2 separate regions of the Mus musculus genome follow, and region 1 is linked to region 2. The links are chromatin loops, found by intact Hi-C in ENCODE. Cell type or tissue: left cerebral cortex. All regions are shown on one strand. Links, peaks and the distances in the headings refer to the core of each region. The heading gives the core; the rest is flanking DNA.

The links. A loop is a pair of places that touch in the nucleus more often than their neighbours do. Peaks named below come from ENCODE experiments on the same cell type or tissue, not always from the same donor. Only the 100,000 strongest peaks of a DNase experiment are listed, where the experiment ranks them.
Region 1: it touches region 2 in a loop (4-fold over the local background); 4 of 42 quality-filtered maps call a loop at or near these places.

What each region holds. Positions count from the first base shown.
Region 1 is chr15:27,830,551-27,833,050 of GRCm38, forward strand. It overlaps Trio (triple functional domain (PTPRF interacting)), which reads right to left. Exons shown (of 57, transcript NM_001081302.1): 22 at 2,412-2,500; 23 at 2,201-2,316; 24 at 1,464-1,530; 25 at 804-913; 26 at 162-231. Among named protein-coding and RNA genes, the nearest start is that of Otulinl, 150 kb to the left of the region's middle. In left cerebral cortex, for the core only: no CTCF peak of the experiment used is centred there; a DNase peak (open chromatin) is centred at 1,275.
Region 2 is chr15:27,314,161-27,318,168 of GRCm38, forward strand. No RefSeq gene overlaps it. Among named protein-coding and RNA genes, the nearest start is that of Gm36899, 150 kb to the right of the region's middle. In left cerebral cortex, for the core only: a CTCF peak has its summit at 2,348 (motif pointing right); a DNase peak (open chromatin) is centred at 2,351.

The DNA.
Region 1 (2,500 bases), core at 1-2,500, 520 kb after region 2:
AGTACAATCAACAGAAACTCATCACACAGGGACTCCAGGGATTGTCACTCTTTTCTCCAGGTGCAGAGAATCGGCAGAGGGGAGCTACTGAAGCCGTGCACAGCGGCCGGCGTCTCCCTTGAGTGCCCGCATGAGAGAGAGCAGGAGTGGAGGCTCCTTACCCAGGTGACGAAGCAGTGTCCCACGTCCTCTGGGAGCTGCTCGTACTTCTCCAGCTCCTTCAGGAAGATGCTTCAGGAGGAGAAGAAACAAATGATCGTCATGAGGGTGCTGAGAAAATTCTACTAGGGAGATATGCCAGAAATGGAAACCGTCTGTGTCCCATACATTTTCAGGATTAACAAAAGCTGCAGCTCTTGACTTAGGAAACCTTCTCTAACTTTTGAGCAGTCAGTCTGAGCAGTCAAATCCCTTCTACCAGGAACTTCACACTAGCAGCCTCCTCAGGGAAGAGACTAGTAGTGTATCGGGAAAGGAAACAGTTCATGATGTCACCTATAAGCACAACCAAAAGGTCGCAACCCAGCAACTCAGAGTAAATGGTGGTTACTAGCAGGCTGGGAGAGTTGGGAGGGGGCACGGGGAGAGGCTGGCCAACAGACACGGGAGGAGCACCTTCTGGACTATTCCACGGTGACGTAAATGGAACAAAAACACTGCAGTCTATCTTAAAAGTAGAAGAGGAAATTGAATTCCAACACAAGCCCTGAATTCCGCTAGTCCCCCTGCACATCGTTCCTCGTGATGCAGGGTCCTCACAGAGAGCAGATCTGCAGCGGGCACGCCTCAGGCAGCACACTCACTTGTTGTGGAACTCGTAGATCTCCTGCATGTTCCCGAAGATGATGAGCTCCTTGTTGACAATGCCTGGCGGGATCTCCTCCACGCCGCTGGTCATTTCCCACAGGTAGGTCTGGCCGCAAAAGAAGCAAAGGGATTAAAAACAAAATCAACCTGAACCTGCAAGAAGCAGCCGTTCCTATAAACGCAGACTCAGAGCTTACTTACAAACACAAAATGAAACGTATGGAAAAGTGGACCCTTGCAGTCAACATGAAAAATGTGTCTTTTAAAAAACCTTAGCTGCTGTGAACACTTGGAGAGATTTACTATACTATTTTAGTTTAATCCCAGCTTCAAATTTGGAGTGAATCTCTGTCACAAGGTACAGCAAACATTTGGGGTGTGACGGAGTGAGTTCCAGGTGCTGTCACAACTGCTGGGCTCGCTGGTCTGAAGCTGCTGTTCTCTACACAAAGAGAATGCCAGCCGGGCCAGCATGTGACAGATGAATGAGAGGAGCTGTGTGTGCTGTGCCATGTGCGGTGAGCCAAAGCCCTCCTGGAACAGCACAGAGCACCAGGGACAGGAGCCCAGCACTGTCACTACTGCAACAACAAGTAACAGACAGTAACAAAATAGCAAGTTCAAACCCAGCCCCCAAAAACAAGCAACCGACTTACATCCATACACTCTCGGAGGTCTCTGACATAAGCCTTTTCCGTTTGAATTAGTTCAGCCATGATGAACCTTAAAATGAACAGGGAGCAGTTCAGTTCAGTTAGGTTGAATGCTTATGACTCTTTATTATAATCTATTTTTAGGAAGACTTATGAAATAAAATGGGGAGCCTAGAAATATTAAACATGCAGTCATGGCTTAAAGGAGGAAAATCAAGATTAGACAGAATAGCAGCCATCGACTAACTCCTAGATATTTGAAAACACTTCCTTGGGGCTCCCACGGCTGACATCCAGGATGCCCAGCCTTACTGTGGGCTATGAAGTGGCTCAGCAGTGCCTTAGTCCATACCCACTGGATCCCAGTCACACTTTTCCCTTCTAGTCCCCACTGAATGACAACCAAAACTGCTCCCTGGGCAACAAAAATACCTGGTGGGAACTGGGTGGGAGTCAGGGAGGTCTTTCATCTTCAGTCAATAAGATCGCTTACAAACTTTAAATACCTACATTCAAGCTGTTACTTTCCTCTACTACTAATGGCAAGCAATTTGTCACACCAGGAAAGGAAAGCATAGAGAAACCAGGGCAAGGCAGTGAGCCATGTGATCAGGGGTCAGCACAGAGAGAAGTCAACCGACAAAGCCAACTGAGGTCTCAGACACTTGACTGACATCATGGCAGCAGCCTGTCTGTGGGCTCTGACGCTCCCCTCACCATTGCAGGGAATGCTGGCTTACTCTTTCCTGCGGGCAGACTTCCGCTTCTCTTCATTAAGCTCGTGGGCAGCATCCCGAAGCTTCACCTCTGACCCGGGGATACTGGCAGGGATGATGTCCAACTGCAGGCTTTTACTCTGTGGGCGAGAGTCAACGGGGCCAGTTAACGAGAGCAGCTCAGGCGGTATGGGGCCCAGATCACCACCAGTCCAGTGTGAACAAAGCAATTCACCGATTTGTTGGAATCTGAAGAAATCCCCAGGGCTTTCTCCAAAGAGGTCCGGTACTTCTCCATGCGCAGAGAGAAATCTCTGTACCTCT
Region 2 (4,008 bases), core at 809-3,308:
ACACCTAACACAGAAGTGGATACTCACAGTCAGCTAATGGATGGATCACAGGGCTCCCAATGGAGGAGCTAGAGAAAGTACCCAAGGAGCCAAAGGGATCTGCAACCCTATAGTTGGAACAACATTATGAACTAACCAGTACCCCGGAGCTCTTGACTCTAGCTGCATATGTATCAAAAGATGGCCTAGTCAGCCATCACTGGAAAGAGAGGCCCATTGGACACGCAAACTTTATATGCCCCAGTACAGGGGAACGCCAGGGCCAAAAAGGGGGAGTGGGTGGGTAGGGGAGTGGGGGTGGGTGGGTATGGGGGACTTTTGGTATAGCATTGGAAATGTAAATGAGCTAAATACCTAATAAAAATTAAAAAAAAAAGAAAACAGAACCGACTTGACTTAGCAGCACACATACACAAAAGCCCTGCTCTAAAAAGAATGTGGGGTACCTGTGAGAAAAAAAAAATCAGGATGGTAGCAGGGTGTGCTTCGTGTCCTGCCTTGCATCCCAGGATGAAGCAGGCCTATCGTTTGAAAGCAAGCAGATGTTTGATCCTGGTTGAAATGCCTTCTCAGCCCATCCCATCAAGACCCCAGACAACAATTATTTATCCCTTTTGAAAAGAGGATAACTGAGTCTCAAGTTTTCCCAACATTTCTTCTGTTTCTGAGGAGCCACCATGGGAAAGTCAATCACTGATTTTTTTTTTTTTACAAAAATTACCCAATTCTACCCTCCCAATAAAGTATGGATGCCACAATGCAAGGGCTACAGAAGCAACACGGCAACTCACAACCACCTGTAACATCCCCAGCCCAAGAAGCAACATGTCATCTCACAACCATCTGTAACTCCCCCTCCAGGGAGTCCAGTATCCACTTCTGGCTTATGCAGCTACCAGACATGGACATAGTACATGCACGTATGTGCAAGAAAACATTCATGCACTAATAATAAATAACTCAAAAAATTAAACAGCATGAAAAGTGAACAGAAATACCATAGAAGTCACGAGAAAAATGGCTTTAGTGCCATTGTCTCTCCTTGGGGGAAGGCACGGGGAAAGGAGATCTGGGCTGCATTTCTGTTTTGAACTGAGGTCTGTGAATTCGATGACCATCATGGTCTTGATTATTCAAAAGCTAATGCTCCCCAGAAGGCAAGGGGAACCATACAAGGAACCTCCAGAAGACGGGATGTCCAGTCACAAACCTGCCGCCGTGTGGTGCGGTGGCTGAGCTGGTTAAAGCACCTGTCTTGTTAACAGGGCAGCCTGGGTTTGATTCCCAGAGCCCCCCACCCCCACCCTGTTTCCACTTATCTCCTACCAAATCTGGAAATAACAAAAAATAAGCAAGATGTGAGAGCATCCAAGATTGAAAGTCTGTCATAAACACTGGGTCCCCTGGAACTTAAGAGGCAAAGGGAGGAGGTTTAAATTTTTCCTTACAGTCCTTTATTCGGTGTATATCCAGGGGGCAGTGCACATGTGCACACGCTTGTGGCCTCACTGTGGCATACATGTGGAAGTCAGAAGACCATGTTTAGGCCCTTTCTTTCTTTCTTTTTTTTTTTTTGTTTTTTTTGTTTTGTTTTGTTTTTTATGTTTGAGTTTTTTTGTTTTGTTTTGTTTTTTTCTTCTGAGTCAAGGTTTCTCTGTGTAGCCCTGGCTGTCCTGGAACTCACTTTGTAGACCAGACTGGCCTCGAACTCAGAAATCTACCTGCCTCTGCCTCCCGAGGGCTGGGATTAAAGCACCTGTCTAGCCACGCCCAGCCTAGGCCTTTTCATGTGGACAGAGGAGACAAAAAGCAAGGGAGAATGAAAGAAGATTAGAGGAAGATACTGTTCTTCAAGAATGATTTCAAATAAACAGTCAACCAGTACCTATACACACACACACACTCTCTCACACACATGCACACACTCACACACATTCACATACACACTCACGCACACACATGCACATACTCACATGTACACACACTCATATGCACACACACACACATCACACACAGACACTCACACATATGCACACACTCACACACACACTCACATGCACACACACTTACAAATGACCATCTGACCCATGCCTGCAGGTGCTGCCAGCCATCTCAAGAGGTTCGCCTGGTCCCAACTCCCTGTTCCTCCCATGGTTCAGATGGTCTTTTTCTTGGTCTCCTCCAATTAATAAACTATTTTGGTAAACAAATGAGACCACCAAGAATGTTTCCAAATTTGAAGAAATGAAAAATCCACTCATCAAACTGCCACAAAGACCCAAAATAAAGTGAATTTGCCTTTGTATTAACCCTTCACCATCTTTCCCAAAATGAAATTAAAAAACAGATGTGAACACTAGAGGGCGACATTGATCCTCAAATATATGTTCAGGAGATAGACTCGTTATGCATAAAATGTGTGTGTATATATATATATACATATACACACTGTATATATTCATATATACATATATGTACACATACATGTATTATATGTGTGTCTAAATATGTAAATACAAGATGCTCATTTATTTATTGCATGCATATACTGTATTATATTGTATATATTATATGCATACATGTACATTATATATTTATGTTATATACATATATAAAATATAGTATGTGTTGTACATATTCTATACATATACATTACATCTGTATGTGTATAATGTATTACATATTGTATATAATCTCAAGCCTGACCACTTTGTATTGGATAACCAATGTGATGGAGGCAGGAAGTGGGGAGTGGGGGACTCTTTCCCTGAGGTAGATCATTTCTCCCATTCTCAGCTGTCCTCAGTTGCCATAGTTACATGTCTAGGGTTCAGACCCCCACAGGTTTTTTTACCCCCTTTCATGTCAGCACGCCCATTGTTGTCCTGGTTGTACATCTGATCAGACTGGCTTGTCTCCATCATGAATCCCATCATGTCAATTTTGCAAGGATCTATCTCCTTTTCTACTGATCGATACCTCTTAGTGAGTTTTCTCCTCTAACCCCAATCCTCCTTGTCCCTAAATTCTCTATTCCTATGCTACATACACACACACACACACACACACACACACACACACAACACACAGAGACACACACAGAGATAGACACACACACCATTCTACCATTTATCTAAGCCTTCTTCATTTTTTGCACTAAATTGGAATAACTCCTAGCTCCTCTCAACCTCTCTATGTACGCTTCATATTTCCATGAGTACCCCTTCTTCAGTTTCTCAAGCACTATCCTTGGGCTATAGAGACAGCTCAGTGGTTAGGAGCAGCTATTGCTCCTGCAGAGGACCTCAGTTGAGTTTTCCAGCGTATATTCCAGCTCCCAAACAACTGTAACTCCAGTTCCAGATGGTCCAGTGCCTCCTTCTGGCCTCCATTGCATGAGCTTGGTACACACAGATTTACAAAAGCACATACGTATACACGTACGTTTTTTTTTTTTTTTTTAAATGAAAGAATTCTCCTTGCCCATCAAAATCTAGTGCTCTTGGCCAACCTGTCTTGGTCCCACATGTCTTCCTTGAGCCCCTCATTCCACATCTAAAGCAAGTCCTCCTGATCCCCTGAGCAGATTCTGTCCTCCCTAACCTGTCTCAGCTTCCATCTAGGCTATCCCCACCTATCCCAGGATGCTTAATCCACTCTTGCTCATTTCTCAGTCCCGAGGAATCACTCTAGGACAGTCACTTACCACCCCCACCACCCCCACCACCCCCACCCCAGAAATCTGCTCCATTTCCTTCCCTGTGCCTTGAGCATTCTTCTAATTGGTTCTTCTTCATGTGCTGGGAGCTCTGGTTGGTTTTGAAGGTCCTTAAAACTTATCTTCTGAACTGTGTGTCTCATGAAGACGAGTTTCATCTTTGACCGTGTGTCTTTCCCTTCATTTGTCAGGACGTACTTTAGTGTTTGTGCTTCTTGTGGGGTTGTGGTTTGTTTGGTTTTAGACTTGTTTTGTGTTTTGGTTTCATTTCTTTTTGGTTGTTTTTTGTT